Regions from separate parts of the Homo sapiens genome. Here region 2 is linked to region 1. A link is a contact called in ENCODE Hi-C or POLR2A ChIA-PET data. All regions are on one chromosome and are shown on one strand. The core of a region is the stretch at or near the end of the contact, and the rest is flanking DNA. Distances in the headings are between cores, read along the strand shown. Region 1 holds the start of TNFRSF14-AS1 (TNFRSF14 antisense RNA 1). Region 2 overlaps SKI (SKI proto-oncogene).

The links. A loop is a pair of places that touch in the nucleus more often than their neighbours do. ChIA-PET counts read pairs that join two places held with the same protein, here RNA polymerase II (POLR2A). Pooled maps may share reads with other maps.
Region 2: a loop to region 1 is called in a pooled map, with 2.4 times the contacts of the local background. The contact joins the enhancer-like site here to the promoter of TNFRSF14-AS1 in region 1. A Hi-C loop is called at or near these places in 4 of 168 maps with a recorded cell type or tissue (B cell, CD4-positive, alpha-beta memory T cell, GM12878 and 1 more), 25 of 37 single-sample maps with no recorded cell type and 17 of 50 pooled maps. POLR2A ChIA-PET finds 5 or more read pairs at or near these places in 2 of 52 experiments (activated B cell and activated CD4-positive, alpha-beta T cell).

What each region holds. Positions count from the first base shown.
Region 1 is chr1:2,555,761-2,561,591 of GRCh38, forward strand. It overlaps TNFRSF14-AS1 (TNFRSF14 antisense RNA 1), which reads right to left and starts at 1,251. Exons shown (of 7, transcript NR_037844.2): 1 at 1,217-1,251; 2 at 1-936. TNFRSF14 (TNF receptor superfamily member 14) reads left to right here and starts at 611. Exons shown (of 8, transcript NM_003820.4): 1 at 611-973; 2 at 1,966-2,074; 3 at 2,583-2,708; 4 at 4,063-4,218; 5 at 4,864-4,954. The coding sequence starts at 905.
Region 2 is chr1:2,287,509-2,293,810 of GRCh38, forward strand. All of the region lies in intron 1 of SKI (SKI proto-oncogene), which reads left to right. Among named protein-coding and RNA genes, the nearest start is that of SKI, 62 kb to the left of the region's middle. RefSeq lists enhancers at 3,955-4,004, 5,376-6,286. Within about 2 kb of position 3,268, at least 32 of the 41 ENCODE cell types and tissues checked have a DNase peak (open chromatin) inside an H3K27ac peak, as active enhancers do; they include B cell, where a contact is called at or near this core.

The DNA of each region.
Region 1 (5,831 bases), core at 1-2,500:
TTCCATGTGATGCAGGGAGCGAGGCCGTCACGAGGGACTCACTGGTGCCTGCCTTGGGGCTCCGGGACTGTGGGCTGTCTCCATCCGGAGGTCTCCCTACCACCAGGCTCTGTGGGGCAGGGAAGCCCAGTGGGGTGCAGGGAGCCAGGAAGCTGGGGTGGGGTCAGGGCAGGGTCCACAGGGAGACCGGGCGAGGCTGGCAGCCTTCCCAGTCCGCGCAGCGTCTCTGCAGGGGGAGCAAGAGCTGCCCTTCCACCCCTCCCAGGGGACGGGTAGGGGCACTCTGGGCTTTTCCCACCCCCTCACGCAGGGACACAGGCCTGGTGGGTCTATGACTGAAATTGGCCAGACCGCATTCTGGTGGTTTTATTCGGAAGGGAAGTTTACCCTGTTCAGCAGAAGCTGAGATGGGAACAGGAAACCCACAGGGCCCCTTTATTCGGCAAAAATGTCAGTCAGCGCCCCGGGGAGCAGCCGAGGGTCCCTGAGTGTGTGAGTGAGGTGGGGAAACACAGATGGACTTTGGGGGGCTCCCCCTTCTACAGGAAACCCGGAGTGGACTGGAATGGTGCAGGGGGAGAACTCGCCCCTCCCATCGGGCGCCTCCTTCATACCGGCCCTTCCCCTCGGCTTTGCCTGGACAGCTCCTGCCTCCCGCAGGGCCCACCTGTGTCCCCCAGCGCCGCTCCACCCAGCAGGCCTGAGCCCCTCTCTGCTGCCAGACACCCCCTGCTGCCCACTCTCCTGCTGCTCGGGTTCTGAGGCACAGCTTGTCACACCGAGGCGGATTCTCTTTCTCTTTCTCTTTCTCTTCTGGCCCACAGCCGCAGCAATGGCGCTGAGTTCCTCTGCTGGAGTTCATCCTGCTAGCTGGGTTCCCGAGCTGCCGGTCTGAGCCTGAGGCATGGAGCCTCCTGGAGACTGGGGGCCTCCTCCCTGGAGATCCACCCCCAAAACCGACGTCTTGAGGCTGGTGAGCCCCCGAGCCTCCTCTCCGTCTGCTCGCAGATCCCAGTTCTGACCCCAGGGCCTCCCACAGATCTCTTCCCCATGCCCCTGTCCTGGCCGTTGCTGGCTCCGGCGTCCAGCCCGTCCCCTGCTGCCTGGGGCTCTCGGGTCAACCCAGACCCCCAGCACTGGGCTCACCACAGTGGGGTGAGCAGCAGAGCCACAGCCCTACCCAGCAGACCTCCTCCTGCGTGTGTCCCCCACTCACCACTCCGTCCACGGGCAGCTGGTGAGCCCCCATTTGGCCGGATGTGGGCACTTCTGGGGGCTGGGTGTCTCTGGGCGTCTCTGGGCGGGGCCCTCGAGCAGGTGACCCAACTCCCCGGCAGCCCTGACCTTGGTGACAGGTGATAAGATCAGTGTGCAGCAGGGGGCTGGACCCAGGTGGGTGGGGTGGGGATACTCTCCATGCTCATGTGGCACTCCTGCCTGTCCAGCCACTATCCCCATCAGGGGCCCCCGACTGCCCATCAGCCAGCCCAGGAACGAGGCCACGGCAGAGCCACCCTCCCCGATGTGGCCCTGATCAGCCTGTCACCCACTGTCTGGCTTGTGAGCCTCTGGGGCCCATCCCTGGCTGCCCCTGCTGGCTCTTCAGGGGTCAGCAGGTCCAACCTAGGCCAGCAGGGGGGCCGGCAGGTTGTCTGCCCAGTGGGCTCAATGCTCCCAGGTGTGGGGTGTGGGGTCCCTGGCGAGGGCAGAGTTCCAGTTCCCAGGGCTCCGCGCTGCCAGGCAGCGTCATCAGGGCTGGAGGAGGGGCGGTCCCCACCCTATCCCGGGCTCCAGCGGTCGGCAAGGTTGTTCCATGAGCCTGGCCTGGGGCCCGCTTCTGTCCTCTCTACCAGGCACTGCCGCTCCTCCCCATTGCACAGAGGGAGATTCAGGCTGTGGGGCCAAGCCTGGCAGAGCCCACAGGGCAGCCAGGGCATCTCCCAATGCCTGTCCTGACCCCCTTAGGTGCTGTATCTCACCTTCCTGGGAGCCCCCTGCTACGCCCCAGCTCTGCCGTCCTGCAAGGAGGACGAGTACCCAGTGGGCTCCGAGTGCTGCCCCAAGTGCAGTCCAGGTAGGTGCAGCCCTTTGGCGGGCCAGCTCTGTGGGCCGAGGGCAGACACTCTTGCCCCCTTCTGCCCCAGACACCCCTGTGTTCTCTGCCCCCACAGCCATGGGTGTGATGAAGCCCTGGGGCTAGGTGTGCAGACAGTGAGGGCAGAACCCCCAGGCCAGCAGCTTGGACTCTTCACCCTGGGGGACCCTCACAGTCACACTGCACAGGGGGTGGGTCTGAGAGACGTGGCTGGCCCACCGTGGCCAGAGACATGGGCTCGGGGGCACATACCAGAGCCGGGCCAGGTGTCCCAGGAGGCCCCATGTGCTTCCAGAACTTTCCGATTTTCCCCAGAGCAGCTCTGCTCATGGCTGATGGGGCTGCTGTGTCCCGTGGGGCTCATGGGCCATTTGAGTCCCCTTAGCTGGTGTCTCCCTGCTTGGGCTCTGGGCGCGGGTGGAGTGATGGGTGGGCTCCCGAAGGGGCCTCCCGCAGACTTGCGAAGTTCCCACTCTCTGGGCGGCAGGTTATCGTGTGAAGGAGGCCTGCGGGGAGCTGACGGGCACAGTGTGTGAACCCTGCCCTCCAGGCACCTACATTGCCCACCTCAATGGCCTAAGCAAGTGTCTGCAGTGCCAAATGTGTGACCCAGGTAAGAGGCCAGCACAGCCGGCCCAGCCTCCGCTTGGGCAGCCTGGATGCCCCCGCACCCTGCACCCTCTCTCCATGGCCACAGTGCCCCAGGAAGGCCCCGGCTGCCCCAGGCCAGGTCCCAACCCCATCTCCATGGATGCACCCTGCAGGGGACGCCTTGAGGTCAGCCTCCGGCCCCCGTCCACCTCTGTCTCACCTCTCACTTTGTCACCGCCAGGTGGGCCATCCTGAGCTTGGCGACTGACCCTTATCCCTCGTCCTTGGCTCCTCTGGTGCCCGGGGTGGGTGCCCAGACCTCTCCTGTGCCCACGTCCCTAGCTGCAAAGTGGAATGGGATGGTGCTGGGACTCTCCGGCCGGCACTCGGGCCTGCTGCTTCCCCACAGGGCTTCTTGTCCCTTTCTCCTCCAGATATTGGTTCCCCCTGTGACCTCAGGGGAAGAGGTCACCTGGAGGCTGGTGCCCACCTGAGTCCAGGCAGACAGAAAGGGGAACCAGACCCAGAGGTGGCCTTTGAGTCACTGAGCGCAGAGCCTGTCCATGCGGCCAACGGCTCTGTCCCCTTGGAGCCTCATGCCAGGCTCAGCATGGCCAGTGCTCCCTGCGGCCAGGCAGGACTGCACCTGCGGGACAGGGCTGACGGCACACCTGGGGGCAGGGCCTGAGCCTACAGGGAGGCACAGGGCAGGTGGGCTAGCCATGAACAGAAGAGGAAGCTGGAGTGCTTTGGGGGTTCATGCATGTAGGCTGGGATTTGGGGCTCACACCTCAACCTGCATGCCCAGTTCCATGCCCCTCCCCTCTTGTGAAAGCACCTGTCTACTTGGGCTGAGGATGTGGGGGCACAGGTGGCAGGTGAGGCTGCCCTCAGGAGGGGCCCAGGCCCAGCTTGTACCCCACCTCCACCAGTACCTGAAGAAGTGGGGCTCTCACCCTACCTGCCTCTGCCATTGGAATGGCCTGGTTTGCACAGATGGGAAACCCGTTTGCGGGGTGGGTGTCTGGGTGGGCACGTGGGGCGAGGACCTGCCTGCGGGACCCTGCCCTGGAACTGACAGTGCAAGCTCGGCGTCCTGCCCATCTGGGCAGAAGGCTGGTTTCTCCCATCAACGAAGCCCTCCCAGGACCTTCCTGCAAGCCCTCGTCCCACACGCAGCTCTGCCGTCCCTTGGTGTCCCTCCCGGCCTCAGGTCCTCCATGCTGGGTACCTCTGGGCACCTCGTTTGGCTGAGCCAGGGGTTCAGCCTGGCAGGGCGCCCTGGCAGCAGTCCTTGGCCTGTGGATGCTGTCCTGGCCCGTGGATGGTGTCCCGGCCTCCACGTACCCCTCTCAGCCCCTCCTCTTGGACTCCAGCCATGGGCCTGCGCGCGAGCCGGAACTGCTCCAGGACAGAGAACGCCGTGTGTGGCTGCAGCCCAGGCCACTTCTGCATCGTCCAGGACGGGGACCACTGCGCCGCGTGCCGCGCTTACGCCACCTCCAGCCCGGGCCAGAGGGTGCAGAAGGGAGGTAAGCGGTGGGTGGCGGACACCCCTCCCATTTCCACCCTGGTCCCCAGTGCCCCGCTGTCTGGAGCCCCAGGTTTCCTCGACGGCATGGCCTGCCCAGGGGCCCTGGTGAGACAGAACCTTGGCCAGCCCCAGGCCCACCCACTTCAGCCCTGTCCTGGAAGCAGCCCAGTGGGGAACAGGTGATGGAGGCAGGGGAAGGGGCAAGGAAGGGCCACCCCAGGTTGCTCCACCTCGGGGTTCTGGGACTTCCCAGTCCCCAGGCCTCGCTCTCGGGCCCCTGGTCTGGAGCCTGGGTTTATGGGAGTGACCATGGTTAATGCCACTGTTCAAGCTAAGTCTAGGAGGAGTAAGTGTCCAGCCCTGGCCTGCATCTGGCCGGGCAGCCCCCGCAGCACTGCAGGATGTGGACACAGAGGGACTCCCGGACTCATGAGATCCCAGCTACTCAAGGCCGGGACAGCCAGAGCCACCACCCCAGGCCCCACCTCCAAGACTCTGGACAGGGAGCCTGCCCCTCCCCGCTGGTCCTCCCATCACCCGTAGAGCACCCAGGTCTAGAAGCTCACAGACAAGCAGTCCCTAGCCGCCAGCCCCCTCCTGGCCTGGTGCCCTCAGCCCCCTCTGTCCGTCCCTCTCTTCTCAGGCACCGAGAGTCAGGACACCCTGTGTCAGAACTGCCCCCCGGGGACCTTCTCTCCCAATGGGACCCTGGAGGAATGTCAGCACCAGACCAAGTAAGTGAACCCGGGGGAGGCCCAGCTCTGTGCCCTGGGGAGGGGGCTCCACGTTGCTTCCCTGGGAGATGACCGTCTTCTCCAGCAGAAAGGCTTGAAGGTCCCACCCTGAGCGGCACCCTGGTCACATGCCTGCGTCCAGGAGAGCTGCAGGGCTGAAGCCTGTGTGCCCCAGATAACCCCTTCCATGGGCCCAGACAAAGCCTCATCAGATCTGAGCTTCCTGGAGGCTCAGGATGGGCCTTCCCAGAAGCAGGCCCAGAGGGAGGCTGCCTCCAGATCCCCTGTCCCCTGGGGCTGTGGGTGTCCCTGAATGTCAGGGCCATGGGAGGGCCCCTGGGCTTCAGGGGTTGGGGAAAGTGAACACTCTGCTCTTTGTCCACCTTCGGGAGGACACCTTCAAATGCTGACCCTGGGCCCCTAACTGACCTGAGACTTCAGAGCTTCTTGGGAGGAGCTGGGGTCCCCCAGCGGAGCCTGGGATGGAGCAGGGATGGCTGCCCCAGGGAGGGGGCGGTGGGGCCTTCCATCCTGCTCTGCCCTCCTCGTCCTCTGGCCCCAGCTCAGTCCTGTCCATCTCCAGCTCTAACCATTTTTGTCCCGACACTGGCTCTCCCTCTACCTTCTGTCCTTGTCTGCCACTGGTCTCCCGTGCTCTGGGGTCTCTGCACTGCTGGCTGCCTCCCGCTTCTCTCCCCTCTCCCTCTGCCGTCCTGTCTCCTTTGCCCAGTCTCTCCTTGTTTCTCTTCTCCTCCTTCCTTCTCTCCACCTCCCCATAGCCGAGCTTGGAAAAGTCAGACAGACCTCTGAGGTCTCATCCTGGAGCTGCCACCAGCCCAGCCTCCCTGGGACCTGTCTTCACTGCCTGGGGCCCTGG
Region 2 (6,302 bases), core at 2,018-4,517, 270 kb before region 1:
TGTATTTTTAGTAGAGACGGGGTTTCACTGTGTTAGCCAGGATGGATAATGTCCAAATGTTTTATCCAAGTCCAAATAGCAGTGTTGGTGGTAGGTGTGCTCTGCCTGTGGGTGGGGGTGGTCTCTGTCTCAAGGTGGGCTACGAGGGTCTGCCGCAGGGGGGGTGTGGACGGGTCTTGCATGCGTCACCTTCCCTGTGTGGGGCGTGGGGGTGGTCTCCCCCTAGAAGGACAGGGCTTGTGGCAGCCGTGAGATGGATGGATTCCCAGGGATCTCCCCTCACCTTGGGGGATGAGCCCAGGCTCCTTTCTGGGGTCTCCAGTGTGTCCCCGATGGACCAGCTTCCTGCATGGCACCGCCCTCCGGCCCCACCCCGAGCCCTGAGCCCCGCCTTGAGCCCTGGGCGCTCCTGGCCCTGGCCTGGCACTCAAGGGCTGCTTTCAGGGCTGTTTCTCGTCTGTCTTTTTTCTTTTCTTTCTTTTTTTTTTTTCTTCCTTGAGACGGAGTTTCACTCTTGTTGCCCAGGCTGGACTGCAATGGCACGATCTCGGCTCACCCCAACCTCCACCTCCCGGGTTCAAGTGATTCTCCTGCCTCAGCCTCCCAAGTAGCTGGGATCACAGGCGTGTGCCACCACGCCTGGCTAATTTTTGTATTTAGTAGAGATGGGGTTTCTCCACATGGGCCAGGCTGGTCTCGAACTTCTGACCTCAGGTGATCCACCCGCCTCAGCCTCCCAAATAGCTGGGATTACAGGTGTGCACCACCATTCCCAGCTAATTTTTGTATTTTTAGTAGAGACAGGGTTTCTCCACATGGGCCAGGCTGGTCTCTAACTCCTAACCTCAGGTGATCTACCTGACTTGGTCTCCCAAAGTGCTGAGATTACAGGCATGAGCCACTGTGCCCAGCAGGGCTGTTTACTTAAAGGTACATGTTCCGATCCCTGAATTCGGTTTTATTTTGAGGTTAGGAGTGAGAACACGATTGGTTGTCGTCGTTTCCTGTGGGAGTGGCTCTTTTCAGAGGCAGACAGTTGTCTTTGCTCGTGCGTGCACATTTGTTTGCATGCGCGTGAGACCCCCAGGTGGTTTTGCTCTGGGAGTCGTGGGATGTGTTCTCTGCTCCCTTCCCTTGTCCTGAGTGGCCTTGGTTGGCCACAGAGTCAGCTGGCAGTGGCTGTCTGTGGGTCACCTCCACACATGGATGAAACTAGCCTGAGGTGGGCTGTTGTTGGCCTGCTGGCATTTTTGGGGTCATGGCAGTGCCCTCAGGCTGGTGATAGTGGGGGTGGGGACCTTGTCTCAGGTACCAAGTTCGTCTTCATCCTTTGATCCCCTCTTCCAAAAACTACCCCCTCCCCCCGCCACGTGTGTGAGGCCTGCAGTGGTGTGCACAGAAGCCACCCTTGGGCCTGCTGGGTGACAGGTCCCCTCCAGGTGACGGGAGCTGCCTCGCTCTTCCTGCAGGTCCCCGGTGCCGCCTGGTTTTCCCGAATCGCATGCACCTGTCACTGAGCTGTCAGTGTGGTCAGCTTGCTGCACCCACCCGGGAAGTGGAGCTGGGGGAAGGTCATGTTCTGCAGGAGACCTGGTGGCTCAGGCCCTCAGGACCCAGCTGCCCCTCCCCGAGGAGCAGTGGTTGGTGAGAAAGCACACAGAAGGCAGAGGCTAGAGATGCAGCTCCTCTGTTATGTTGAGCCTCTCTAGGCAGGGAGCTCAGAGACCCGGAGGTGGCCCTCCTGCCTCCTCTCTGTCAGGACTTGACACCTGTCTCAGTGGCCATGGCTGTTTGTCTTCATCCCTCTTCGGTGAGGGTGGCAGGCGGCCAGATGCCCATTACAGGCCACCTCTCCTGCCAGCCAGTCTTCGAGGGCTGGTCACCACGTGGCCACTTTGTGAGGCCCCTCCTCTAAGATCAAATGTGGCACTGCAGAGCTACACCAACCCCGAGCCCCGCGCAGGGCAGGGCAGGAGAACCAAGATCGTGGGGGTGGGGGGGTGCAGGGCAGGGCAGGAGAACCAAGATCGGGGTGGGGGTGCAGGGCAGGGCAGGAGAACCAAGATCGTGGGGGTGGGGGGGTGCAGGGCAGGGCAGGAGAACCAAGATCGTGGGGGTGGGGGTGCAGCACAGGTCGTGCTCCCGGGGCTGGCTGTAGCGGCTCTCCCCTCCCCCGAGCCCACCGTGTGCTTCTTGTCCAGCCTTTTGAGATGACCACAGCTCTCAGTTTGGCCCCACAGCAGCATCTGGGTTGACGTCCCTGATGAGGTTTGGAAACAGCAGAGAAGGGGTTGTCCTCTTCCACCAAGAGCCTGGCTGGCCTGGCCTCCCTCTGGGCAGCACCTGGCTGGGCTGACTGGGCAGAGGGAAGGGGTGGCCTGGCCAGGGTGAGCATGGGGTGCTTGCCACTCCACAGAGGGGGTGCAGGAGGCGCCTCCAGGCCACGTTGCTCCAGGACATGCCACCTCCACAGCCCCCTCCTTGGAGTCTTTCCTCAAGGTCTTAGGATGGCTGTTTGTGCCCTAGCACAGAGACCCTTGCCCTCTTGTGTGGCGCCGGGGGTCCCTGTTGGTCAGGGATGTTCCTAGAGTGGGGAGGGAGTCGGTAAGGCAAGGGTGATGTTGGTTGTAAGGGGTGGAGTCCTTGGTCTTAAGAGATCAGGCAGGGCAGCCCTGGGCTGCCCCCGGCAGAGCCTTTGCCCCAGGCAAGTCCCGGGGCTCCTGGGAAGAGGCTACTTCTCAGCCTCTTGAGAGGGCCTCCAGGGCACAGGCAGGGAGCAGCTGTGAGGGTGTGGCTGTGATGGGGACTCTTGACTGCAGTGTGGATGTGAGCTGATTGGGGGTAGGCCAGCCTTCTGTGCGGGACACTTGGGAACTGAGGGGACACAGCCGCCACCCTGCACTGCTCAGCCTGAGCACCTCTCTGGCTGTTTGGTGCTGCACGTGTTTCTGGGCATCTGAGATGAGGCCCCAGGGCCTTTGCTTCCAGACACCAGGGGAGAGAGACCAGCCCCAGAACAACAGTTGGCGGGTGGGCTGGGGTCGTCAGAGCTTCTGACCTCATCAGGGGCTCCCCCAGAGTTTTCTGTGCGCTGCCGTGTGTCTGGGCCAGCGCTGGGGGCAAGCGATGCCTTCTGTGGTTTGAGGTCTTGTAGGCAGGAGGAGGAGGAGGAAGAGGGCACCTGCTGAGATACTTCACTGGTCTGAGGGCCCCTTCTGCCCCAGCTAGCGCTTGGGTGAGGGTTGGGCTTGCGGAGCCGTCCTGTAAAGCCGGGGATGGCAGGACGCATTGTCACCCCCTCCTGCCGCTCTTACGAAACACTCTTAATTGAGTCCGATTCTTGGTGAATCAGCCTTCCAAGAACCGCGACCGCAGCATCCTGTGCCGCTTCTGTGTTCCGCATTTTTCTCTTTCTGCAGCGTTTCCTCTCATTCTGGATGGAAAGGCCTGTTTGTCTCCCTCAATCTTTGGCGAGGGTGGCAGGCAGCCAGGCGGCCATTACGGGCCGCGCCTCCCACCAGCCAGTCGCTGGCAGGAGCGTCCGGGGAGGGAGCAGACCCCGTTCACCCTCACCCCAGAACTGAAGCAGCGAGGGGACCCAGACGAGCTGCGAATGCAGGCGCTGGGGATGCTCATGCCAGCTTGCTGTTCTTGGGAGTCTGTTTATTCTTTTAAGCTATTTCAGCATTTACCTTCAGTAGCATCGGAGGAAAAGAACGATACATTCGCCCCAGTGTGTCCCCTGGGGGACCTCTGGCTAATTTTCGGATTCCGAAAGTGAGGTTTTGCAGGGCTGTGTGGCCACTCCTTTGTGGTCGGCCCCAGTGTCATCAGGCTGGTTTCAAATCTGGGGTCTGTGGTTCGAGGCTGAGTGCAGGGCTCAGGCTGGATGGGGAGGGTGAGAAGAGTGGGGCCAGACTTCCCGGGGTCAGCACACACATCTAGGGTCGTCATGGAGCCCATGGCAGCACTGCCTGGCCATTGGCCCCTGGTGGACGCCTCAGACCGAGGTCCCAGGAGAACCCCAGCAAGGTTGGGGCTGCAGAGGGAGCCCTCCCCGGGACAGCAGCTGGACCAGAACAGAAGCTGGGCCCTCCCCCACCCCCTCAGTCTCTGCAGCCCCCACCCTCCTTCCAGCACCTTCCCCCCTGGATGGATGGGTCTTTGTGTTTTGATGCCCCTTGGCTCTGGCATTGTGGGGGGGCCCCCTGGGGCATGAGGAAGAGGGCCAGTGCCAAGGCCCCGAGGGAGCGCTACTAATTGCTACTCAGTTTCCTTAGAAAGATTTGGCTTTTTGTCATCAACAGCGCTAAAGTAACAGCAAAGATGACCTACTTAAGCGAAAGAAAAATCCGAGTGAACCTTTAAAGCTGGTATTCTCACTTCATTTTGGGGCTTGGGGTTGTCTTGCAGATTCAATCTGTTTCCTCTGTGCCACAATAATCAGAAAATAGGTTAATTTAAGCCCAATATGAAAAGTGAATTATCATGTGTGAAATATTAATGGCACTTACAAAAATAGCTTTATAATTTCTTGAACCGTGAAATCTTCAGAGAAGGCCCATAGCTCACGTGAGCCGATTCTTGAGTGAGGGTATTTGGGGGTGCACCTGGAGGAGACAGCGATGGTCTCAGCAGGGTTTGTCTCTAGAGTGCCTCAGCGCGAGCTTCTGCCAGTCCCCGGAGAGGAGTCCCCACGCCTCCTTGCCCTGCTCAGGGCTGCACGGGAGTTGCCACGTAGGAGAGCACAGCCCACCTTGGGCTTTTGGGGTTCGGGCTTTTGGAGTTTGTCCAGGCTTTGGGGTGGGGCTTTGCCTGTAGAAGCTCTGAGCTGTGCTGCATGGTAGGGTGACCGCAGTGGGCTGCCCTGGGTGCCCCATGAAGGACTGAGCAGTGGGGTGACCCTTCATCTAGCAGACGTTCATCAGGGACCTGCTGTGGGCCAGGCTGGGGTCACACTCAGAACTGACTGCAGCCAGGTGGAGACCCCACCTCGAGAGCTCCTCCTTCCTAGCTGTGTAGCCCACACCCCCTGGGGAGCCGTAGCAGTGTGGGGGCAGCTCTGATGGAGGGGTGTGTACCTGGCCACAGCTGTCTCTGGGCTGTGGTCATCACCCACAGGTCCTTTTCAGATGCGGTGCCCACCTGGGTGTGTGGACATGACCCTTGCCTAAGGGAGGGAGAGAGGAAGGCCTGGTACCAGGCAGTGTCCTCTGCCTGTGCCCCTGCTGGGGAGGACGTGAGGGCCTGTGGCTTTTAGGAACCTTGAGGAGGTGGGGGTGGTCTTCTGACGCCGGCGGGGCTCCTGAAGGTGCAGGAAGGCACAGTTTGTGCAGAGTCCCCTTCGGAGGAAGCAACGCCTGTCCCTGGCGGGGCCGCTGAGCCAAAGGCCGTGTCTCAGTGGCACCCTCTCCCAGCCGAGGATGTCGGCACCATTTGGGCCCGTGGACTTCCTCCAGTCTCTGGGTGGTGGTGAGTGGGGCCTGCTGTTGTCTAGCAGCCACTGTTCTGTGGGGCTTCACTCCTGGGCAGGGTGCACGGGAGAGCAGGGGTTGGCAGGAACCCGGCAAATTTGTCAATAAACCTGAACCTGAAGTCCCACAAGGACGGAGGCTCAGTAGGGCTCGGGCCTGAGCGGGGCAGGCCAGTGTGAGCTGGGGGTTGGGGCAGGCCACTGTGCGGAGCGGGGTTCTGGCCACCACAGGGCTTTTGTTCTGTTGCTTTGGTTGGCGATCGGGACTCACCATGTTAGACCTGAGGTTCGTGGTGGGATCCACCGGCGTGGCCCTGGGTGGCTGCCCTGTGTGCTCAGGGAGCAGTCACGGGCCCTGAGTGGTGTTGCCCGTGGGCCTGGAAGGTCCAGCCGAGGGTTGGGGCCTGCGGATGTCGCTTCTCTGAAGATGAGAAGCCAGGGCGAGGCCCCCCCCCAACATCTGGAAGGTTCTCCTGCGTCGCCCTCTCCTTCCAGGCACATTTGGCCGTCCCCTTTTCTGCGTGTCTGTCCCCACCATCGTGCCCTCTTCTTCTCTGGACTGCGTTTGGATGATTTCTTTGAACGGTTTTTATTCTGGAAAGTTCTGCTCGAGCATCTGGTATCTCCCTGGTGTTTGGGATGTCTCCTTCTCATTCCCCCGTGTCTTGCTTTAAGCTGCGTGTCCTCGTGTTTCCGCTGCCCCTGTTCTTGGGCACTGCGTTGTGTTCTGTCTGGGATCCCCGTGCAAGGCCCCTGGGTCTGGTGGCTGCTGCCCGGCCTCTGGGACCGTCTACCTGTCCCAGCCCCCGTTTCCCCGCTTCTTCAGCTG